Regions from separate parts of the Homo sapiens genome. Here regions 2 and 3 are each linked to region 1. A link is an interaction called in ENCODE POLR2A ChIA-PET data of the cell type or tissue named here. Cell type or tissue: MCF 10A. All regions are shown on one strand. Links, peaks and the distances in the headings refer to the core of each region. The heading gives the core; the rest is flanking DNA. Region 1 has its middle 72 kb from the start of MAP4. Region 2 has its middle 49 kb from the start of CDC25A. Region 3 has its middle 37 kb from the start of CDC25A.

Region 1 (8,320 bases), core at 229-8,228:
TCAAAATTTGGATGAATAGACATAAAGCATGCTTTTAAAGGATAACTCAAATATAATCCTGAGATGGCTTATTGTGAACTTGTAAAGTCTCAAGAATACATCCTTAGACATGAGACTGAGTGCTTGCTAAGATCCTTTCCAACTTTGAGATGTTGAGGTTCTATGCTTTTCTTGTTTTTCTTTCTTTTTTATTACTGCTGCTTGTGGAGCAGGGCAATCCCATAGGCAGTATGCCCAGAATAGGTGGTTCTATGCTTTTCATCCTGGGCACCCTGGAACTGGAGGGAATGTTCTTTTCCACTGCAAGTGGGGAAATAGAATGAACCTGTACTTTGAGATGCAATCTGTTAGGGCAGATATATATATATATATATATTAGTTTTTAGTAGAGACGGGGTTTTACCTTGTTAGCCAGGATGGTCTTGATCTCCTGACCTCGTGATCTGCCCACCTTGGCCTCCCAAAGTGCTGGGATTACAGGCATGAGCCACCTCGCCTGGCCAGGCAGATCCATATTTATACAAATAACTATCACATATATGGTAAGTGTTGTAATAGGCATACAAGGGATGCAGGAGGATATTATGAATGGAAGGGGATGGTACAGAAGGTTGTGATATTTGGACTGAAGCAGGAGCAAGGGGAAGGCTTGAAAGAAACTATGGCAGGATACAGGAAAAAGAAAAAGGACTGAACCAGAACAGCATGTGTCAGTGGAGCTGTTTCTGAGGCAGGAGGAAAATCTGGTAGGTATGAGGGGAAAAGGAAGGGAATAACTGAGAATCACTCCTGGGTCTCTAGCTCTACACATAACATGGTGACTGTCTTAACTTAAAGAAGGCTGGGGTCCGGGTGCGGTGGCTCATGCCTGTAATCCCAGCACTTTGGGAGGCAGAGGTAGGAGGATAACTTGAGGGAATGAGTTCGAGACCAGCCTGGGCAACACAGTGAGAACCCATCTCTACAAAAAATTTAAAAAATTAGCCGAGTGTGGTGGCAGAAGCCTAAGGTCCCAGCTACTTGGGAGGCTGAGGTGGGAGGATCACTTGAGCCTGGGAGGTAGAGGCTGCAGCAAGCCATGACCGTACCACTGCACTCCAGTCTGGGCAACAGAGTGAGACCCTCCCACTGGGCTTAAGCGATCCTCCCACCTTGGCCTCCAAAATGCTGGGATTACAGCTGTGAGCCACTGCCTGGCCCTGGGGAAAAATAAATATTAAAGAAATTTCGGACCCTTCAGCCAGGCACGGTGGCTCATCCCTGTAATCCCAGCACTTTGGGAGGCTGAGGCGGGTGAATCACGAAGTCAGGAGTTCAAGACCAGCCTGGCCAAGATGGTGAAACCCTGTCTCTACTAAAAAAACAAAAATTAGCCAGGCACGGTGGCAGGCGCCTGCAATCCCAGCTACTTCGGAGGCTGAGGCAGAGAACTGCTCGAACCTGGGAGGCAGAGGTTGCAGTGAACTTAGATCGTGCCACTGCACTCCAGCCTGGGCGACAAAGGGAGACTCCGTCTCAAAAAAAAAAAACAAACAAAAAACAAAACACTTAGGGGCAGGCATGGTAGCTCACGCCTGTAAATCCTAGCACTTTGGGAAGCCGAGGCGGGCGGATTGCCTGAGTTCAGGAATTCGAGAACAGCCTGGGCAACACGGTGACACGTCTCTACTAAAATACAAAAAAAATTAGCTGGGCGTGGAAGCGTGCGCCTGTAGTCCCAGCTACTCGGGAAGCTGAGGCAGGAGAATTGCTTGAACCGGGGAGGCAGAGGTTGCAGTGAGCTGAGATTGTTCCACTGCACTCCACTCTGGGCGACAGAGCAAGACTCCATCTCAAAAAAACAAAAAACAAAAAACAAAAACACTTCGGACCCCAATTCACTATTCCAAAAGGAAAAAATTAAGTTGAAAGCTGAGTCATGCACAAACTGCCTTTCATTCCTAAGCAGACATACTTGACATAATACACAATTGACTATTCCCCTACCTGCTCCTTTTCTCTTGTTCCCTCCCTATTTTCCCTCCAGCCCACTTTTCCCCTTTAAATACTGAATTCCTCAAATTCATCTTTGGAGAAAGGCAGAGACCACAGACTGTTTCTGTGATTCTGTGTTTTTTCCTTTCAGGAATGTCCTTCACCTTGGCAAAATAAATTTCTAAATCAATTGAGACCTGTCTCAGATACTTCTTGGTTTACAGAAGGGATGGAAGATTCCAATACTTTTGAGTTTTCCTAGCCATCTAACTACAAAGGAGCTCAAAGCCAATTCTATTCCTGAAGTCTGGGACAGGAATATGCTGGCTACTCCAGGCAGCAGGAAGAATGATCAAAGTAACTTTAAAGCTCCCACCTGTGTGTTTTCCTACAACAGTAAGTTAAGGATTCTACAAAATCTGGGGCTTTGGAATGAAGTAATGTTAATTTCAACAGAAAAGGAAACCTATTTTTTTTATTTGAGACAGGGTCTCACTCTGTTGCCCAGGCTGGAGTGCAGTGGTGCGATCTCAGCTCACTGCAACCTCCGCCTCCCGGGTTCAAGCAATTCTCCTGCCTCACGTTCCGAAGTAACTGGGATTACAGGCACTTGCCACCACGCCCGGCTAATTTTTGTATTTTTAGTAGAGACGAAGTTTCACCATGTTGGTCAGGGTGGTCTCCAACTCCGGACCTCAAGTGCCTTCCAGAGTGCTGGGATTACAGGCGTGAGCCACCGCGCCCGGCCTCAATATTTCTTAGTTAACCAAATATACCCCAACTGTCATCAATTTTGTTATAATTAATTATCCCACTTGTAACCATTTAAAAATTATAGATGAGTTTTTTTTTTTTTTTCGGTACTAAGTCTTGGAAATTTGGTGTGTATTGTACACTTACAGCACATCTCAACTTGGGCCAGCCACGTTTCAGAGCTCACCAGCCACATGCGGCTCACGGGAGCGGAGCCCCGCCGAGGACCTGTGGCGTCCTCCCGCTCCTCTAAGGGTTCCTTCCAGAGCCCAGATGGCCCGCGACCTAGGCCCCGCCCCGCGCCCCTCCCAAGTTACATCACAGAGCCCACAGGCCCCACCCGCTGGTGGCCCGGTCCGCGTGTGCGCCGACTCTCGCACTCTCCTCGCTCCGGGCGCCCAGACTCTGAGAGAGAGCGACGGCCATCATAGAACAGCGAAGGCAGTCGATCGGCCTGCGGTCCGCTTCGGCATTCGCAGGCCGCAGGCGGGAGGCTAGAGCCCCCAGGCGCACCTCGCCCCAACCGCCCGCGGCTCGGGCAGCTCTGCAGAGACGTCGTGGCGGCAGGGCCAGCACCCATTGGTCCGCCACAGCCCTCCGCCCTCCCCCTCGCCACGCTTATTGGCCGGAGCGGCGGCGCTCGCCGGGTAGGCGGTGGCGGCGTCCCTCCCTTGCGCCGGCCCTCAAGAGGCGACGAGGAAGCGGCCGCCTCCCTGCGCCCCGCCCCTCCGGCTAGCTCGCTGGCTCCCGGCTCCTCCCGACGTCTCCTACCTCCTCACGGCTCTTCCCGGCGCTCTCCTGGCTCCCTTCTGCCCCAGCTCCGTCTCGGCGGCGGCGGGTAGGTGCAGCCGCAGGCGGGGTCCGATTGGAGGGGCGGCCTCCTCACTGTCCCGGGGCTGCCCGAGCCTTGCCCTGCGGCAGCTGGGTACCCCACGGGGCCCGCCCGAGGCGTGGAAGGGCGGTGGCCGCCGGCCTGCGAGACGCGGGGGCGTCCGAGGGAGGGGGCCAGGCGGGGGGCTGGCGGCTTTGACCTTCGGAGTCTTTGAGGCGCGATCTAGGGGGGTCTTTGGAGTGAGGGGGGCTGAGAGGTCCAGCTTTTGAGGGTCGGGGCGGTGGGGCCGAGCGACATGCCTTGGGCTCTGGATGGGGCTGAGCCGCGGAGCGAGGGTCGGCCGCAGTCTGGGGCCCTGGGTGGGGTTCGGAGGTGTAGGAGAACTCAGGGGTCGTTTTCTGAGGCTTTGTGGGGGTCAGTTGATGTGAGGCTGAGGTGAGCCTTAGTATGTCCAGTCAGGGATTATGGGTGGGGCTGAGGGGTGGTCTGGAGAACCGGGCCCTAGGCGGGGCTCTTCCCCCTTGCAAAGGCCCCGACACTGTGTGGGGACTAAAGCGTGTGTCTGGCAGTGGGAGTGCGAAAGGGTCACATTAGGGTGGGGGTGGGGAGGGTACAGGGACTAGGAGAGGCAGTTGGAAACATTACCCAGAACAGAGATTGTGATTTAGCACATGGAACAAGTTCTCCGCCGGTGTGAGTTAGATCCCTTTGGTGAAATTGTCCTGTGGAGGAGTTGTGAGGGTTTTGCTCACTTCCAGGAACGGGTAAATTAAATGCATTTGCTGCTTTGGGGAAGAGGCAGTGATTGATTACCTTTAGGTTTGTGCTTTAGGACCCAAGCTCGGATGAAATACGTGTTCCTCGCGAAGGTTAGTGTTACCCAGCTTTCTACTGGAAACCCCCTTTTCTCCTTTGCCTTCTCTGGTCCTGTTACAGTATTGCTCCCCAGGGCCTCTCGATTCTCTCTCCCTGGTTGCATAGCATTGCAGTGTTTCTTGCAGTGTGTGTGTGTGTGTGTGTGTGTGTGTGTGTGCGCGTGCGTGTGTGTGCGCGTGCGTGTGTATGTGTGTGTGCGCGCGCGCGCGTCTCCCGCCCATTTCCCTGCTGCTGTGCTTTTGGCAACTGCCTCTGCTCTTTCCCAGGGATGGTTGTGGCATTGCATCAGGGGATATTTGTGCTTGTAATTTGCTCACTCAGCCCAGGAGGAGGGTGAATAGTATGCTGTAGAGATGGGGGGCGGGGGCAGGGTGCCGTCAGCTTGGCTGGGTAGACAGAGAAATGGGTGTGGTGAGGGAATACAGCTGCTCTAGGCCTTTGGGGTAACACTGCCCAGTCATCAGCCCAAAGAGATTCAAAGAGCACCACCAGCAGCTATTTTTATAAATCAATCCTGAATCCAAGCTGAGCACATGGATTTAGAGTGAACAGTTGTCATGCTCTATTACAAGCTGGGTGTTTGGTAGACAACATTAAAGTTGCTAAGCAGGAGACTCCCATCTGTACTGTGCAGTGTGTACTTTACTTGCAACTTTTAAACTTTGCTTTTCTCAACTCCAAAGATTGGGACATCTCTCTTCAGGCTGTGTCTTTTAAATTAACGTAGTTTGCTGATCCGTACTACTACTTTTCAAATGAAATGTTTTCACCTCAGTTACACACTTCCTTTCAAATTTAGCTTCAAAATAATAAAGCTGTCACTTTTTGAGCACTTGCCATCTCCCAGGCACTAGCTATGTTTGTTAACAGATGAGGAAATTGAGACTGATGGGAAGAAGAGGTCACACAGATAGTTAAGTGGCAAAAATGGTATCCAACCAAACCAAGGTCTCTCCAACCCCCACATAGTAGTTCAGAAACTTCAGAATTTTGGTTTACATTGGGATGATTCAAGTGCTTGAGAATTTATTCATGCAAAGTAAACAAACTCACCAGAGACTGATAAACCAGATACCAGTTAATGCATGTTGGAAGTATTAAGTGCCATGTGCACAATTGGATTTAATTGTCCACTGACCAGGACACCTCCATTGTTCTGGGCTGCCTAATCAGTAATAAAAAGGTAGTTGATTATGGAATTGGAAAGGCACTAGATATTCTTAGTGGGTATTTTTTAAATTTAAATTTTATTTATTTATTTATTTTTGAGACAGGGTCTTGCTCTGTCGCCCAGGCTGGACAGTGGCAGGATCTCGGCTCACTGCAGACTCTACCTCCGGAGTTCAAGCAGTTCTCCTGCCACAGCCTCCGGAGTAGCTGGGATTATAGGCATGTGCCACCACACTCGGCTGATTTTTGTATTTTTAGTAGAGACGGGGTTTCGCCACGTTGGACAGACTGGTCTCAAACTCCTGACCTCAAGTGATCCGCCTGCTTTGGCCTCCCAAAGTGCCCTGGGATTACAGGTGCAAGCCACCATGCCCGGCCATTTATTTTTATTTTATTCTATTTTATTTTTTAAGATGGAGTCTCGCTGTGTCATCCAGGCTGGAGTGCAGTGGCATGATCTTGGCTCACTGCAACCTCTGCCTCCCAGGTTCAAGTGATTCTCCTGCCTCAGCTTCCTGATAGCTGGGATTATAGGCACCCACCACCACACCTGGCTAATTTGTGTGTGTGTGTGTGTGTGAGTGTGTGTATATACGTGCACACACATACATATATACATACACATATACATATATATACACACATACATACATATACACACACATATATATATATTTTTTTGAGATGGAGTCTTACTCTGTTGCCCAGGCTGGAGTGCAGTGGCACGATCTCAGCTCACTGCAACCTTCGCCTCCTGGGTTCAAGTGATTCTCCTGCCTCAGCCTCCCTAGTGGCTGGAACTACAGGCACGTGCCACCACGCCTGGCTAATTTTTTGTATTTTTAGTAGAGACAGGGTTTCACTGTGTTAGGGTGGTCTCTATCTCCTGACCTCGTGTTCCGCCTGCCTCGGCCTCCCAAAGTCCTGGGATTACAGGCGTGAGCCACCGCGCCTGGCTAATTTTTGAATTTTTAGTAAAGATGGGGTTTCACCATGTTGGCCAGGCTGGTCTTGAACTCCTGACCTCAGATGATCCACCTACCTCGGCCTCCCAGAGTGTTGGGATTACAGGCATGAGCCATCACGCCTGGCCTTACGGGTATTTTAATCAAGGAACAAAAGTCTAGTGAGTCTCCCTTTCCCCAGTGTAAAAACACATACAGTGCTGGAGGATGTCTTAACACATTTTCCTACTCTGTCTCACTTGTTTTTTAAGTAGTCTCTTCAAATATTTGTCATTCCAGCATCCCTTTGTTAAAATTTTCAAATTTACAAATACATTTATATTACCTATTAAAAAGTCATTTTCCATTGTTTGCTGACAGTGAAGGAAGCACCTGGATTTTCTTATATATAGGCGGCTTAGCTTTAGTCAGAGAGTAGATTCTTCCTAATCTCATAGTGTCTTGTTCTTCCTAATCTCATAGTGTCTTGTTCTTTCCTAATCTTGTTTCTGAATTTGGTGATCAATCCTTTGGCTCTGTAAACTTTTGCTCTTGACAGTTTTTGGAATCACTTTGCTTTTTTTTTTTTTTTTTTTTAAAGATTAAGCGTGAGTAGTTGCTATGTAGCTTTTAGATTTCCTTAAGATGTGAGAAAATCTGAGAGGAACATTTTGACCCAGTGGAAGGCATCTTGGCAGTTCATGTATATAGTCAATTTGAAAAGGAAACCAAGTAAGTATCAGTGATTTCACTTTGTCTTTCTAAACAGCACTTTTAGAACCAGGTTATTGTAGACTTATTGCTAGGAGTGAGTGGGTTGAGAACAATTAAGGTTAAGAAGGGGGATTGTAGGGCTGGGTGGCTCATGCCTGTAATTCCAGCACTTTGGGAGCCTGAGGCGGAGGATTGCTTGAGGCCAGAAGTTTGATACCAGCCTGGATAACATAGTGAGACCCTGTCTCCATTAAAAAAAAAACAAAAACAACTTAGTCGGTCCCCAGATAATTTTAGTGTACAGCAAAACAACAAAAACAACAACAACAAACTTAGCTAGGTGTGGTGGCATGTGTCTATAGTCCCAGCTACTCTGGAGGCTGGGGTGGGAGGATCACTGGAGCCCAGGAGTTCAAGGCTCCAGTGATATGATTGTGCCACTGCACTTCAGCCTTGCTGAAAGAGCCAGACCTGCTCACCCCTGCAAAAAAAAAAAAAAGGGGTAATAAAGCACACTGATACATATAGGGGATCATATTCATCATACTCATCTACCATTTTAGAGCTCCTAGGCCAGTCTTTAAATGCAGACCTTATGGTGAACTATTTTGGATGTCATTAACATTTTAAGGTTGAAAGTCAACACAATTACTTTCGTGATTCTTTTTCCTTTTTTTTTTTTTTTTTTAGAGATGAGATCATGTTCTGTCAGCAGTGGGGGAGATCATAGCTCACTGCAGCCTTGAACTTCTGGCCTCAAGTGATCCTCCTGCCTCAGCCTCCCCAGTAGTTCAGACTGTGTATGTGCACCATCACACCTGGCTAACTTTTGTGATTCTTGTTCTTATTCTTTTTTTTTTTTTTTTGAGACTGAGTCTCGCTGTATTCCCAGGCTGGAGTACAGTGGCGCGATCTCAGCTCACCACAACCTCCACCTCCCGGGTTCAAGCAATTCTCCTGCCTCAGCCTCCTGAGTAGCTGGGATTACAGGCACTCCCGCTGCGACCAGCTATTGTGATTATTTATAGGTTAAAAAAGTTAATCTTCTTGGCTTGGG
Region 2 (8,320 bases), core at 106-8,105, 51 kb before region 1:
AATTTCTATGAGACTTAATTTCTGGCTGGGCGCAGTGGCTTACACTTGTAATCCCAGCACTTTGGGAGGCCGAGGCAGGTGGATCACTTGAGGCCAGGAGCTCGAGACCAGTCTGGCCAACATGGCGAAACCCTGTCTCTACTAAAAAATACAAAAATTAGCTAGGCGTGGTGCTGGGCGCCTGAAATCCCAGCTACTCAGGAGGCTGAGGCAGGAGAATCGCTTAAACGCCGGAGGTGGAGGTTGCAGTGAGTCGAGATGGTGCCACTGCACTCCAGCCTGGGCGATGGAGTGAGACTGTCAAAAAAAAGAAAGAAAGAAAGAAAGACTTAATGTACTAATTTATGGCAGGAAGACCCTGCTTTCCCTCTCCTTCCTGACCTCATGATGGGTCCTGAACCAATAGTTGAGAATAAAGGAAGAGATTGGGGCCACTTGATCTAAGTTTGATGAGTGAGAGAAATTGTTCCCACATCTGGGCAGAGGGCACCTCCTGGGTACTCAGGTTCTTGGGCATCATGTCTCTCCCTCGATCCAGCTGGCCATGCACAGGCATTTTTGTTCTCCTGAGCCCTGGTTCTAGATGGGTTAATGCTGTGATTCAGCTGCAGTCTAGTCTCAGCGCTCCTGAGCTTGGGAGACACCCTGTCTCTCCCCTGCTCCCCACCCCACGCCTATGCTGCACCTCGAGGGCAAGGGTAGCAGGGCCGATGGAAGCTGAGGCACCTCACCTGCCTGGCATTTGCCAGTGCCCAAACAGCTGGGTGTGCAGGAGGAAGAATGAGGAGCCTTGGCAGCTGCCAAGCTACCCAGCGGGGGAGGGAAGGTGGCCAGGTGCGGCTGAAACAGGGTGCGGTGACTGGTCTGGGAGCTCCGAGGCCTGCCCAGACATCTGGCTGGGTCAGGAGGGCCAGGTGTGCTAAGAAGTGTGGGCTGCCCCAAAGCACAGGCTACTGAGCACCTCATGAGTGTAAGATTTGGTGAGCGCCTGAGCGGAGGAGGGGATGGGTGGATGGAAACTTCAGATTCATTATCTGTAAAGTGTGGATAAATAGCAGGGTGGTTTGAAAATTAAATGACTTAGACCAGCCTGTCCAATATGGTGAAACCCCATCTCTACTAAACATATAAAAATAAGCTGGGCGTGGTGGCATATTCCTGTAATCCCAGCTACTTGGGAGGCTGAGGCAGAAGAATCGGTTGAACCCGGGAGGCGGAGGTTGCAGTGAGCTGAGATCGTGCCACTGCACTCCAGCCTGGGCGACAAAGCGAGACTCTGTCTGGAAGGAAGGAAGGAAGGAAGGAAGGAAGGAAGGAAGGAAGGAAAGGAAATTAAATGACTTAATACATATAGGGTACGTAGCACAGTTCCAGTAAGTTCTCAAAAGTCCCAGGTATGATTATGATGAGTCCAGCACATAGGGTTGGGCAGGTTCAGTGTCTGATTCATCTGTTATCCTCTGTGTAACTACAAAAACAACAGACAAAATCAAGACAGCAGCAAAAGTCATCTCCCTCGAGTCCTCGTGAAACCCTATGAGGCAGATACCATTATTGAGCCCATTTTCCAGATGGACAGACAGGCATGGTGAGGCCACCATAATCAGCTAAGGCTAAGCCATGAAGCAGCTGTCCCCACAGAGGGCCTGCCCCATACTCTGGCTGAGGCGAAGGTCGTTCCTCCACCCTCTCCCACTGCCCACCACCCGGTCAGAGAAGCCTGCTGAGGCAGATGAGGAAACAAGGAACCAAGAGGTGACAGGCAGAGCCAGGAGCAGGTATTCTTCCCTCTGAGTGGCCTCTCCAAGCAGCCTCCACCAGACCCTGCCCTCATTCCTGAGCTCATCTCCCACTCTACCCCTCCACTTCTCCCTCTCTTCCTAGTTGGGTCATCTAGGCCTCTTGCCCTCCAGGAAGTCTTCCCTCAGCAGCCTGCCTGTCGGGGGAGTGCTCTATGGAGCACTCTCACCCTGGGTATCACTATGGAAGTGAGTGAATGGAGCCCCTTCCTTTTCCACATGATTTTGGTGAACCACAGACAGCCTGGGAGATACTCCCCAAAGGTGCTGGCCAAAGCCAAGAGACAACTAAAATAACTATTAATATTTACAGAAAACTTCATCCAACAGTTTTTTTGTTTTTTTCATATGGGGTGTCACACTGTTGCCCAGGCTGGCGTGCAGTGGCATGATCTCACTGCAGCCTCAACTTCCCCAAACTCAGGCAATCCTCCCACCTCAGCCTCCCACAGTGCTGGCCAGGAGATCACTTGAGCTCAGGAATTTGAGACCAGTCTGGGCAACATAGTGCAAACCCATCTCTACAAAAAATACAAAAAATTAACCAGGCATTGTGGCTCATGCCTGTAGTCCCAGCTACCAGGGAGGCTGAGGTGGGAGGATCACCCAAGCCTGGGAGGTGGAGGCTGCAGTGAGCCAAGATCACGCCACTGCACTACAGCATGGGTGACAGAGTGAGAGCCTGTCTCAATAGTAATAATAAATAAATAACTAAATAACTAATTAAATAAATATATAAATAAAATAAAGCTCCAACTTGCTTCTTCCCAAGTGAGGGTGTCCTCACCCTCAAAGGAGCTGGTAGGGCTGTGCTGGGGTCGTGTTCCCTGCTCGCAGAGAGCTTGCACTGCAGAAAGACCATAGCTCTGTGTCCCTGTCTGTGAAATACACACTTTATTGTGATGTAGAGCAAATGCTTGTAAAGCTCTGGACACAGAGTTGTCGCTCCATGCACGGCTTTATTTCTCAGCACAAATGCTAATTTCCCTTCCAAATGCAAAGCTTCTCAACCTCTCAAGCAGTTTAGATTGTCTGAAGGTCACAGCAAGGTCTCATGTTCCGTTTTGCCCACTGGCCTTTCCTGCCTCACTTCCTGCCTCCCTGTTCGTCCTCGGGTCCAGGCAAACTTCTCAGCGTTCCTCAACAATTTGCCTGTTCACAGCTGTGTGTCCCTGAACATGCTGCTCCCTCCGGTGAAACACCTGTCCCTCCCCTTCTTTGCACAACAAACTCCTGCCAATCTTTTTCTCTCAGTTCAATCCTCCTCCAAAGCTTCTTCCGACTCCCCTGGGCAGTGTTAATTATTCCTTCCTCTGCTCTCTAGGGGTTTGTCCATATGATTATTTTTTTTTAATTTTTAAATTTTAATTAAAAGAAAAAAAGATGAGCCAGACGTGGTGTCTAATACCTGTAATCCCAGCACTTTGGGAGGCTGAGGTGGGCGGATCACGAGGTCAGGAGATCGAGACCATCCTGGCTAACACGGTGAAACCCTGGCTTTACTAAAAATACAAAAAATTAGCCGGGCGTGGTGGCAGCCACCTGTAGTCCCAGCTACTCAGGAGGCTGAGGCAGGAGAATGGCGTGAACCCGGGAGGCGGAGCTTGCAGTGAGCCGAGACCACACCACTGTGCTCCAGCCTGGGTGACAGAGCGAGACTCCGTCTCAAAAAAAAAAAAAAAAGGAGACAGTGGGTCTCAACCACGGATGACCTCCACCTCCTTGGTTCAAGTGATTCTCCTGCCTCAGTCTCCCAAGTAGCTGGGATTACTGGCACGCGCCACCATGCCCAGCTAATTTTTGTATTTTTAGTAGAGATGGGGGTTTCACCATGTTGGTCAGGCTGGTCTTGAACTCCTGACCTCGTGATCCGTCCGCCTCAGCCTCCCAAAGTGCTGGGATTACAGGCGTGAGCCACCGCGCCTGGCCAGAGATGTAGTCTTGCTGTGCTGCCCAGGCTGATCTTGAACTTCTGGCCTCAAGCAATCCTCCTACCTCTGCCTCCCAGTGAGTTGAGATTATAGGTGTGAACCACCAAGCCCGGCCTATATATTTTTTTATTATTATTATTTTTGAGATGGAGTCTTGCGCTATTGACTGGGCTGGAGTGCAATGGTGTGATCTCGGCTCACTCCTGCCTCCACCTCCCGGGTTCAAGCGATTCTCCTGCCTCAGCCTCCTGAGTAGCTGGAATTACGGACACCTGCCACCACACCCAGCTAATTTTTTTGTGTTTTTAGTACAGACGGGGTTTCACTATATTGGCCAGGCTGGTCTCGAACTCCTGGCCTCGTGATCCGCCCTCTTTGGCCTCCCGAAGTGCTGGATTACAGGCATGAGCCACCGCGCCCAGCCATGATTATTTTAGATTATATTTTAATCCATAATTTCTCTCATTTTTTTCCCGACATCTCTGGCTCTTTCTGTTCTCTGTAGAGTTGACCTTAGAAAAACTGAGGTTGGCAGAGGAGTTGAGCATTTGTCAGGGTATCAGAGTGTCACAGTTCAGCTGGGCCCTGTTTGTTGGAAGGCTCAACATCATGTTTGATGACCCCTCCTCAAGTTGGTGGCCAAGAAGGAGCCACATTTTGCTCCTAAGTATTGTGATTCCCAGTGAATCCTGCCCACACACCTAGGCGTGGCATGGCCCAGAGGCTGCGTGTCTCCATGCCTGTGCAGATCAAGGCTATCTGGCCAGGTCCAGCTCAAAGGCCTTCTTGGCCAATAATCTCTCGGAGCAGCTTTGGCCAATGGAAGTCTCCCTCTGACAGAGTCTCCCTCTGTCGCCTAGGCTGGAGTGCAGTGGCACCATCTTGGCTCACGGCAAGCTCCGCCTCCTGGGTTCACGCCTCTCCTGCCTCAGCCTCCTGAGTAGCTGGGACTACAGGTGTCCACGATCACACCCGGCTAATTTTTTGTATTTCTGGTAGAGACAGCGTTTGATCTTGTTCGCCAGGATGGTCTCAATCTCCTGACCTCGTGATCCACCCGCCTCGGCCTCCCAAAGTGCTGGTATTACAGGCGTGAGCCACCATGCCCGGTCTGGCCATCGGAAGTCTTGAACCTGGCTCTAAGCCTCCACAGGGGTGTTGAGACCCTGCTGGGAAGATTCCTTAATGTAGCTTTTTGTTTGTTTGTTTGTTTGTTTGTTTTTCTCTCTTTTTTTTTTGAGACGGAGTCTCCTTCTGTTCCCCAGGCTGGAGTGCAGTGGCACAATCTCGGCTCACCACAACCTCTGCTTCCCGGGTTCAAGTGATTCTCCTGCCTCAGCCTCCCAAGTAGCTGGGACTACAGGCGTGCTCCACCATGCCCGGCTAATTTTTGTATTTTTAGTAGAGATGGGGTTTCACTATATTGGCCAGGCTGGTCTTGAACTCCTGACCATGTGATCCGCCCTCACAAAGTGCTGGGATGACAGGCATGAGCTACCGCGCCCGGCCTCCTTAATCAAGCTTTCAATTAGAGCTAAATGTGTATAGATCTCCTCACCCACCCAGATTCAGGCCAGGACACAGCCTGGTATTCTCTTTGGCCTTGCAGAGCCTTTGAACACTCTTTTTAGCTGGAGACTCTCCCACTCTGAGTCCTGCCTCCCCTAAACAGAAGCCAGACCTCCACTTTCCCAGCCTCTGTATAGCTGGGGTAGCAGCTGTGCCCTAAGCCCTGCGCCATTGTTGGAGCTAAGAACCCAGACGGACATTGGCGTCATTCAGTTGCTATACCTTGTTCTGGGCAGGCTCCTAGAACATGGAGCTGTCAGAACTGCCTCTGCCTCCCAGAATCCCAGAAAGAAAGATGGCAGCCACAAAAACAAGTACTTCTTATAGGGCATCAAGGAAAAGGCTACAATGAGGGGAGGTGTCCAGTGTTCGGGAAACATCAGTTGTGGAGACTTGCAGGGAGGGGCCCCGTCTTACTCATTTATTAATTATCCCGTCCGTCTGGCAATGAGGTGTCCCATTAAATGAACTGAATTTAACATCAGGAGACTTGAATTTGAGTCTGGTTGTGCAACTTTTTAGTTGGTACCTTGGGTGAATCACCACATCCCAAAGTCTCTGTTTTGTATTATATATATAACACCTGTAGCCTTTCCTATGCTGAGGACTACAGGTACACACCAGCATGCTCAGCTACCTAAAAAAATTATATATCTGGGGCTGGGCACGGTCCCTCATGCCTGTAATCCCAGCACTTTGGGAGGCCAAGGCAGGTGGATCACGCGGTCAGGAGATTGAGACGATCCTGGTCAACATGGTGAAACCCTGTCTCTACCAAAAATACAAAAATTAAGCGGGCGTGGTGGCAGGCGTCTGTAGTCCCAACTACTCGGGAGGCTGAGGCAGGAGAATGGCCTGAACCTGGGAGATGGAGGTTGCAGTGAGCCAAGATCACGCCACAGCACTCCAGCCTGGCAACGGAGCGAGACTCTGTCTCAAAAAAAAAAAAAATATGTATATATATATATATATATGAGATAGATATATAACTATATGATAGATATATAAATATATATATGATAGACATATAAATATATATAAATATAGATACCTATTATAGATATCTATTTTTTTTTTGAGAGGAAGTTTCACTCTTGTCTCCCAGGCTGGAGTGTGGTGGCACAATCTTGGCCCACTGCAGCCTCTACCTCCCAGGTTCAAGCAGTTCTCCTGCCTCAGCCTCCCAAGTAGCTGGGATTACAGGTGCCCGCCACCATGCCTGGCTAATTTTTGTATTTTTAGTAGAGACGGTGTTTCTCTATTTCACCATTTTGGCCAGGCTGGTCTCTAACTCCTGGCCTCATGTGATCCACCTGCCTCAGCCTCCCAAAGTGTTGGTATTATGGGCATGAGCCACTGTTCCCGGCCATAAATTTTTACTTTTATTTTTTTCTAGTGCATTTCACAGTTTGTGGCACACTGTTGGCACTTTAAGTTTCTGTTGAATGGATGAATGAACAAACCAATGAATGAAAGAATGAATAGTAGACACTCAGGAAATGTTTTATGAAAAATAAAACGTGTACCAGGTGTGGTGGCTCATGCCTGTAATCCCAGCACTTTGGGAGGCCAAGGCAGGCAGATCACCTGAGGTCAGGAGTTTGAGACCAGCCTGGTCAACATAGTGAAACCTCGTCTCTACTAAAAATACAAAAATTAGCAGGATGTGGTGGTGCATGCCTGTAATCTCAGCTACTCAGGAAGCCGAGGCAGGAGAATCGCTTGAATCCAGGAGACAGAGGTTGCAGTGAGTCAAGATCACACCACTGCATTCCAGCCTGGGGTACAGAGCAAGACTCCATCTGAAAAAAAAAAGAAAAGAAAAGAAAATAGAAAAAAAAAAAAAAGAGCCTGAGGTCCCTGCTGCCCCAGGAACACAACCAGATATTTGGATTCTGAAGCCAGAACCTCCTCCACCAAATGGCATGGGCTATGATTTAAGCCCAGAAACTGCCTGGACATGGGAGAGGGTCATTGAAGCTGGAGAGAGAAACTGGCTCCTGGCTTGGAGCAAAGGGTTATGGATAGGCAGCCTTTGCTCTATGGACTCTTTCAGGCCCTTGCAAATGACTGTGTATTTAGAGAGAATACAGCTTTGACTGCCTTGCCATGTGGCAGATGAAAGGGCTCAGAAGGGGAACAAGAACAATACTTTCCCAGACAGCAGCTAGGATGTGCCTGAGATATGAGAAGCAGAGTCTAGGCGTTTTAGACACGAAGTCTGCCAAGCCAGGGGAGCAAAAGAGCAGCAAAGAATCGGGTGGTTTGTGGTAGAAGGCTAGTGCTGGGTCCTGAGTTTGCTACGGACTAGCTGTACACACAGAGAGGACACTAGTTTTGGACCAGACAGTGCCTCCTCCATGAGAACATCCCAGGCCTAGTGATGCTCAGGATTGATGAAAAGCCCCAGGATTTTCAAGAGATCTGGGTCAATCCTGTTTTCATTCTCTTCCCTACTGGCTGCTTTGAGAAGTTTAATTTAACTGAGGGCAAAATCCTCTAATCGCCTGCTCTAAATCAAGGCATAACATTTGGGGTAATGTAGGGGAGGGAAATGACAATGGGTGAGGTGAGGCTATGGGATGGCAGGGCCTGTGAGAGGTCTGAGTTTGATCTCAACTGGTGAGCTGCTGGTGGGAGGCTGGGGGCTCCTGTTAGTCTTTTGGAATTATCTCTTGTCTCATACCTCCAACAGAGTGGGCTGCACTCACTGCAGAGTGGGAAGGGGTGGGTTGGTAAATTAGGATTTACTCTTTTTTTTTATTTGAGACAGTCTCACTCTGTCACCCAGGCTAGAGTGTAGCGGCAGGATCTCGGCTCACTGCAACCTCTGCCTCCCAGATTCAAGCAATTATCTGCCTCAGCCTCCCAAGTAGCTGGGACTACAGGGGCCGCCACCACACCTGGCTAATTTTTGTATTTTTAGTAGAGACGGAGTTTCACCATCTTGGCCAGGCTGGTCTTGAACTCCTGACCTTATGATCCACCGGCCTTGGCCTCCCAAAGTGCTGGGATTACAGG
Region 3 (8,320 bases), core at 194-8,193, 64 kb before region 1:
AATCTCGGCTCACCACAATCTCCGCCTCCTGGGTTCAAGTGATTCTCCTGCCTCAGCCTCCCGAGTAGCTGGGATTACAGGCATGTGCCACCACACCCAGCTAATTTTATATTTTTAGTAGAGACGGGGTTTCTCCATGTTGGTCAGGCTGGTCTTGAACTCCTGACCTCAGGTGATCCCCCTGCCTTGGCCTCCCAAAGTGCTGGGATTACGGGCATGTGCCACCACACCCAGCTAATTTTATATTTTTAGTAGAGACGGGGTTTCTCCATGTTGGTCAGGCTGGTCTTGAACTCCTGACCTCAGGTGATCCCCCTGCCTTGGCCTCCCAAAGTGCTAGGATTACAGGTGTAAGCCACTGCGCCAGGCCTCATGTTTTCAAACTTTACAAATTGTGCACCTATAATCCCAGCTACTTGGGAGGCTAAGGCATGAGGATTGCTTGAGCCCAGGAGTTCAAAACCTGCCTGGGCAATATAGTGAGACCCCATCTCTAAAACAAAACAATCTCCATTATGTGCTCATTCATCCGTGACTCACTTTGATTTTTATTTCTCTGCTTATCACACTTAAGGGCACTTGGCTCCAAGAAGGGCAAAGCATGAATCAATAGTGACTCAGGCTACATCTCTCCAGCAGAGAAACCTGGAGTAAGTCACTTCTCCCTCTGGGGCCTTTCTTCACAAATAACAAATGCATTTGAACTAGATTTTCCGGCCAGGTGCAGTGGCTCATGGCTGTAATGCCTGCACTTTGGGAGGCTAAGGTGGGTGGATAGTTTGAGCCCAGCAGTTCTTGACCAGCCTGAGCAACATGCCAAAACCCTGTAACTACTAAAAATACGAAAAATTAGCCAGGTATGGTGGTGCATGCCTATTGTCCCAGATACTCAGGAGGCTGAGGTGGGAGGATTACCCAAGCCCAGGGAAGTCAAGGCTGCAGTGAGCCAAGATTGTTCCACTGCACCCCAGCCTGGGTGACAGGAGTGAGACCCTGTCTCAAAAAAAAAAAAAATTAAAAAAAAAAAGAATTAGATAAGTAGATGTTCTCTGTGACTGCCCCTGTCCCAACATACCGTGGCTCTGGCATTTGGATGGCCCCTTTGCATATGGCCCCTTTGCAATACCCACTTCAAATCTACTTGGAAGGGCCTCTATGGAGGAAAAGCTGTTTCTCTCATTCAATAAACGTTTGACTTGTGCTGAGCACTGAGGATAAGGAAGTGTGTAAGATGCAGGCTTTGTCTCAAGGCGTTCACTGGCTAGTGGGAGAAATAGTCACTAAAAATGACGAGGTCTTAGGTGTAACGTTTCCATGTAACAGAAGCTAGGATAGAGAGGGGTCCAGAGGACATGGGGCTCCAGAGCAAGCAGTGGACCCCATAGGAGGCGATGTTCAAATCTAACCTTCAGCAGGAGTCTCACGAGACAGGGTGTTCCAGGAAAAAGAAATTGTGTTCAAAGGGGAAATACCATGCATTCATACCTGTGAACAAGGTAGGAGAGGTTTGTGGTGGGCGGGGGGGGGGGGACCCTGAACGCCATTCTGAGGAGTCTGTAAGCCTAGGGATCTATGAGAGCAGGACTTCTCAAACACGTGGGAAACTTGTTAAAACGCAGATTCTGATTCCACAGCTCTGGGTCGCAGCCTGAGGTTCTGCATTTTTAACAGACTCTCAAAGCTGCTGATCCTTTTGCTACCCTTTGAGCAGCCAGCCTGTAGAGGGTTTAAGAAGGGAGCAGTGTGAAGCCGTGTAATTGCTGAGAGCAAGACAAAGGATGGATGATAGGTAAGGAATGATGATAATTATAGTCATAGCAGAAGCTGGGGCATGGGAGGGAAGGGCTTTAGGTGCTGGGATCTGGTGATGGATGGGTAGATGGGAGTGAGGGAGAGGGATGGATTCAGGATGGTCTCTTGGCTCCTGACCTGAGGGAGTGGCTGGACCACTGGTACTCAGAGCAAGAAATCAAGAAATACATGGCCAGGCACGGTGGCTCATGCCTGTAATCCCAACACTTTGGGAGGCCGAGGCAAGTGGATCACCTGAGGTCAGGAGTTCAAGACTAGCCTGACCAACATTGTGAAACCCCGTCTCTACTAAATACAAAAAATTAGCTGGGTGTGGTGGTGCATACCTGTAATCCCAGCTACTTGGGAGGCTGAGGCAGGAGAATTGCTTGAACCTGGGAGGCGGAGGTTGCAGTGAACTGAGAATGCGCCGTTGCACTCCAGCCTGGGCAACAAGAGTGAAACTCTGTCTCAAAAAAAAAGAAATACACAAGGAAAGGAAATATTGAAAAAGCCTAAGTTGAAATTTATAAAATTACTGGCCTGCATATTTTATAAATATCAGTGTCATACATGACCAAAGAGAGGCCCAGGAACCGTTCCAGATTAAAGGAGACTCAAGAGACATGACAACTAAATGAAATGTGTGATCTTGGATGGGATCCTGGACCAAACCGAAAAAGAGTACTATAAAGGACATTTTTGGAACATTTGACTACATTGAAATATGAACTTTAATTAGGTAAAATTATTATTATTATTATTATTTTGAGACACAGACTCGCTCTGTTGGCCAGGCTGGACTGCAGTGGCACGATCTTGGCTCACTGCAACCTCCGCCTCCTGTGCTCAAGCCATTCTCCTCCCTCAGCCCCCTGAGTAGCTGGGACTACAGGTACCCGCCACCACACCCAGCTAATTTTTAAATTTTTAGTAGAGATGGGGGTTTCACCATCTTGGTCAGGCTGGTCTCGAACTCCTGACCTCGTGATCCACCCACCTCGGCCTCCCAAAGTGCTGGGATTACAGGCATGAGCTACTGTGACCCACCAGGTAAAATTAGTAACTCAGTGTTAAGTTTCCTGAATTTGATAATTATACTGCAGTTATGTATGAGAACATCCTTGTTCTAAGGAAATAATACACTGAAATATTACAGGTTAAGTGTGTGTGTGTGTGTGTGTGTAAGAGAGAGAAGTAGACAGAGTCAAAGGGAAGAAAGCAAATGCAGCAAAATTTGAAAACGTTAAAATGTATGACTCTTGGCAAAGGGCATAAGGGAATTCTTTGTACTATTCTTGCAACTTTTCTGTAAGCTTTAAATTATTTCAAAAGAAAACATTTTAAAAGGGGGCTGGGCCGGGTGCAGTGGCTCATGCCTGTAATCCCAGCACTTTGGGAGGCCAGCGTGGGTGGATCACTTGAGGCCACGAGTTTGAGACCAGCCTGGGCAACATAGAAAGACGTCTTCTCTATAAAAATAAAAATTGAAATAAGTAAATTAAATAAAAAAGAGGGGCTGTCATGCTGAGCTCCTATGTGGACGGGGGGATCTGGGCAGTGACTGTCCCGATGCCTGAGTGGTCAAGTGTTGAATGTGAGGAGTGCTCCAGAGAAATATCCAGGCTGGTGACAGCAAGTTGTCACACGTATCCAAGTGGCAGTTCTACCAATGTAGAAGACAGGGAAGCAGAGAGAGAGGTTAGAGGCAGGATGCCAGGAAGCCAGGCAGGGAGGGGTAGGGAGCAGCCACAAGGAGGTCTCAGTGATAGGGTTAAGCTCGGCTGCCTGTGGTGGGACATATGTCACTGGTGACCTTGGGACACAAAGCCTGCCCACGCTAGGGTAGGGTAGGGGAAGGACAGGGAGGCGAGGCAGAAACAGCAGCAGGGGAAGACTGGGTGGCATTGGGCATGGCATTGGGCGTGCTCAGCCTCTGTGTGACTGTGACCTGGCAGCTGGGATGGGGGTGGATTACCTAGATGATTCTAAGACCTTAAGATCTTGGTCATTCTGATTTCTAAGCAATGACTCCTGGAAGTTGTGCAAAGCCCAGTCCAGAGTTCCTGCTTGCACGCTCCCAGAACAGAGGAGGCAGAGTCCCTTCCAGTGCTGGCCAGAGCAGGACAGCTCTTCCGCAGGCAAAGTCAAATCCGCACCTCCATACTGTGGCTACTTTGTATATGTTGATTCATTTTCCATTTATGTTTTCTGTTTAGTTTTTCAATATGGATGTCTTTCTTCAATATGAAGTATTTCAGACATACCCACTGTCTGGGAGTACCCACCGTCAAGGGTAAATAAAAACTTCCACCGATAGGCTTTCTTTGCCCTCTTGTTTCACTCTGCTGCCAGGCTGCCACGGGGCTTGGGGCTGTGACCACTGCAATGGCCATAGGAAGACATCAGGTGGCAGTGGTGCCCCAGGTTTGTCTCCTCAGGTATCTCGGCCTTCTAGCTCCTCTCCTCCAGAGCCAGTCAGTAACTGGGAGGAGCTGGGGGCTCTCCAGGAGCTTCCCACCCCTTCCCCTGCCCTGGCTTCCAGCTGCATTTAATGGCACTTTGCCTGCTCTGAGTACAGGAAAAGCTGTGGCTGTTCCTTGTCCAAGCCGCAGTTCCCAATGGCCTAGTTCAAGCATGTGTTTCATGCACCACAGTGCAAGGGCTCCCAAAGGGGAAAAAAGGGAAGAGGGCTGGTTTGGATTATTAGCATTTTGTATTTTTAATAAATGCATCAATGTGGTCATCATGGAAAAATGTCCGATCTTTGTGGGGTTTATTTACACTTCCTTCCTAGTTTACTTTGGGTGACGCAGGGTGGATCATAGGCCTTAACCTTCTAAAGCACAGCCTCTTTCCCCTGGCGGCTTCCTAGACTCTGATGAAGAAATAAGGCCTACTTTCTGATTCCGGTCTGCCCCTGACCAGTGGTGTGACACTGAGCAGAACACTTCACTTCTCTGGACCAGAGGTCTCAAGTATAAAGGATGAGCTTGGGCAACCTCCCCATCCTCCCCCAAGGACTCCTCACTATTCCTGTTCTTTGGGACCTCCTTACCTTTGCTGACACCTGCAGGGAATGCCTTTCTTTTTCCACAGAACTCTTTTTTCTTTTTTGGAGACAGAGTCTCACTCTTGTTGCCCAGGCTGGAGTGCAGTAGCAGGATCTCGGCTCACCACAACCTCCGCCTCCCAGGTTCAAGCGATGCTCCTGCCTCAGCCTCCTGAGTAGCTGGGATTATAGGCACCTGCCACCACTCCTGGCTAATTTTTGTATTTTTCGTAGAGACAGGGGTTTCACCATGTTGTCCAGGCTGGTCTCAAACTCCTGACCTCAGGTGATCCGCCTGCCTCAGCCTCCCAAAGTGCTGGGATTACAGGCATGAGCCACTGCTCCCAGCCTTCCACAGACTTATTCTTTTTAGGAGGGTTGGGGATGGGGAATAGGGTTTCGCTCTGAGTAGCTGGGACTATAGATGCACACCATCACACCCAGCTAATGTTTTTTTAAAATTTTTTTTGTAGAGACAAAGATCTCCCTATGTTGCCCAGACAGGTCTCAATCTCCTGGCCTCAAGTGATCCTCCCACCTCAGCCTCCCAAAGTGCCGAGATTATAGGAATGAGCCAATGCATCTGCCCTCTGATTCATTCTTGTAAACATAAATAATATAATTGTCCGGCTGGGTGCAGTGGCTCACACCTGTAATCCCGGCACTTTGGGAGGCCTAGGTGAATGGATCGCTTGAGCTCAGGAGTTCAAGACCAGCCTAGGCAACATGGCGAAAACCTGTCTCTACAAAAAAATACAAAAAATTAGCCAGGTGTGGTGGTGTGTGCCTGTAGTCCCAGTTACTCCAGAGGCTGAGGTGAGAGGATTGCTTGAGTCTGGGAGGTGGAGGTGGCAGAGAGCCGAGATTGTGCCACTGTACTACAACCTGGGTGACAGAGTGAGACCCAGTCTCGAAAATAAAAATAAAAATAAAAATAAATAAATAGGCCGGGTGCGGTGGCTCATGCCTATAATCCCAGCACTTGGGAGACCTGAGGTCAGGAGTTCGACACCAGCCTGGCCAACATAGCGAAACCCTGTCACCACTAAAAATACAAAAATTTAGCAGGGCATGCTGGCAGGTGCCTATAATCCCAGCTACTTGGGAGGCTGAGAAGGAGAATCACTTGACCCAGGAGGCGGAGGTTGCAGTGAGCGGAGTTCGCACCACGGCACTCCAGCCTAGGCAACAGAGCAAGACTCCATCTCAAAAATAAAAATAAAAATAGACCGGACGTGGTGGCTCATGCCTGTAATCCTAGCACTTTAGGAGGCCGAGGTGGGCGGATCGCCTGAGGTCAGGAGTTCGAGACCAGCCTCGCCAACATGGCAAAACCCTGTCTCCACTAAAAATACAAAAATTTAGCCAGGCGTGATGGCAGGCGCCTGTAATCCCAGCTACTCGGGAGGCTGAGGTAGGAGAATTGCTTGAACCTGGGAGGGGCAGGTTGCAGTGAGCTGAGATTGCGCCATTGCACTCCAGCCTGGGCGACAAGAGCAACACTTTGTCTCAAAAAACAAAACAAAACAAAAAAAGCCTGGCCAACACAACGAAACCCTTTCTCTACTAAAAATACAAAAACTAGCCAGGCGTGGTGGCAGGGGCCTGTAATCCCAGCTACTTGGAAGGCTGAGGCAGGAGAATCACTTGAACCTGGGAAGCAGAGGTTGCAGTGAGCTGAGATCGCGCCACTGCACTCCAGCTTGGGCGACAGAGTGAGATTCCGTATGGAAAAAAGGAATGTAAAACTCGATGGGATAAACTACAGTTTAGAATTAGATCCAACTGGGCCAGGCACGGTGGCTCACACCTGTAATCCTAGCACTTTGGGAGGCCGAGACGGGCGGATCACCTGAGGTCGGGAGTTTGAGACCAACCTGACCAACATGGAGAATCCCTGTCTCTACTAAAAATACAAAAATTAGCCGGGTTTGGTGGCACGTGCCTGTAATCCCAGCTACTCAGGAGGCTGAGGCAGGAGAATTGCTTGAACCTGGGAGGCAGAGGTTGTGGTGAGCCAAGATCACACCACTGCACTCCAGCCTGGGCAACAGGAGTGAAACTCCATCTCAAAAAAAAAAAAAAAAAAAAAAAGAATTATTAAATCCAACTGGAGAGAGAGCTAATATGCTGGAGAAATGTGGTGTTAGAAGATTATTTGGAATGGAATGAGATACATACTTATGACACTTAGGAAACCATGAAATAGGTGGAAAGAGACAGAACATCCTGAGAAAATCTAACTATATCAAATTTGAGTCCCAGAAGGAAAGAAAAGAAAGAATAGGAGAAAGGCAATTTTTGTTTTTGTTTTTGTTTTTCTGAGACGGAGTCTCACTCTATTGCCCAGGCTGGAGTGCAGTGGCACGGTCTTGGCTCACTACAACCTCCACCTCCAGGGTTCAAGCCATTCTCCTGCCTCAGCCTCCCAAGTAGCTGGGATTACAGGCACGTGCCACCAAACCCGGCTAATTTTTGTATTTTTAGTAGAGACAGGGTTTTACCTTGTTGGCCAGGCTGGTCTTGAACTCCTGACTTCGGGTGATCCGCCTTCCTCAGCCTCCCAAAGTGCTGGGATTACAGGTGTGAGCTACCATGCCCGGCCAAGAAAGGCATTTTTTTCTTTCTTTCTTTTTTTTTTTTAGATGGAGTCTCACTCCGTCACCCAGCTCCATGGAGTGCAGTGGCACTATCTCAGCTCAACCTCTTCCTCCCGGATTCAAGCTATTCTCCTGCCTCAGCCTTCCGAGTAGCTGGGATTACAGGCATGCGCCACCATGCCCAGCTAATTTTTGTATTTTTAGTAAAGACGGGGTTTCACTATGTTGGCTAGGATGGTCTCAATCTCTTGACTGCATGATCTGCCTGCCTCAGCCTCCCAAAGTACTGGGATTACAGGCGTGAGCCACCGCACCTGGCAAGAAAGGAACTTTTTAAAGAAAGAATACCTGATGAACACCTTAAATCCCCAAAATCAAGAAATCCCATGAATCCCAAGCAGAGTAAATAAGAAATCCACATTTGGGTATGTAACGAGGACAGAATACCAAAGACACAGGATACCAAAGTGCATGCTGAATAGAAAGCCAGAGGACCAACACAGAGACAACACGTAGCTGCTGCTCAGCAGCAACAGTGGAAGACTACGGCAACATGGAAATACTGCAAGCCTCGCTGTACTCTCACCCTTCCTAATCCCATGTCCTCTGAAAAGATAGCCCCTATTAAGTTAGGGGTGTACCTTCTAGACCTTTTCTATGCATGTATAAATATACATAATGTATATGGATATGGATGTGTGCATCTATATTTATGTTTATTATTATTATTATTTTTTTTTGAGACAGAGTCTGACTCTGTCGCCCAGGCTGGAGTGCAGTGGCGTGATCTTGGCTCGCTGCAAGCTCAGCCTCCCGGGTTCACGCCATTCTCCTGCCTCAGCCTCTCCAAGTAGCTGGGACTACAGGCACCCGCCAC

The links. Peaks named below come from ENCODE experiments on the same cell type or tissue, not always from the same donor. Only the 100,000 strongest peaks of a DNase experiment are listed, where the experiment ranks them.
Region 2: POLR2A ChIA-PET joins it to region 1 with 12 read pairs; 17 of 35 experiments call an interaction of 5 or more read pairs at or near these places.
Region 3: POLR2A ChIA-PET joins it to region 1 with 22 read pairs; 17 of 35 experiments call an interaction of 5 or more read pairs at or near these places.

What each region holds. Positions count from the first base shown.
Region 1 is chr3:48,084,018-48,092,337 of GRCh38, reverse strand. It overlaps a transcript of MAP4 not described here. Among named protein-coding and RNA genes, the nearest start is that of MAP4, 72 kb to the right of the region's middle. RefSeq lists enhancers at 2,823-2,872, 2,933-3,002 and silencers at 3,223-3,792, 4,433-4,552, 4,643-4,692. In MCF 10A, for the core only: no CTCF peak of the experiment used is centred there; DNase peaks (open chromatin) are centred at 3,037, 3,387 and 4,747.
Region 2 is chr3:48,135,039-48,143,358 of GRCh38, reverse strand. No RefSeq gene overlaps it. Among named protein-coding and RNA genes, the nearest start is that of CDC25A, 49 kb to the left of the region's middle. In MCF 10A, for the core only: no CTCF peak of the experiment used is centred there; a DNase peak (open chromatin) is centred at 808.
Region 3 is chr3:48,147,573-48,155,892 of GRCh38, reverse strand. No RefSeq gene overlaps it. Among named protein-coding and RNA genes, the nearest start is that of CDC25A, 37 kb to the left of the region's middle. RefSeq lists a silencer at 7,373-7,562. In MCF 10A, for the core only: a CTCF peak has its summit at 4,194 (motif pointing right); DNase peaks (open chromatin) are centred at 602 and 4,202.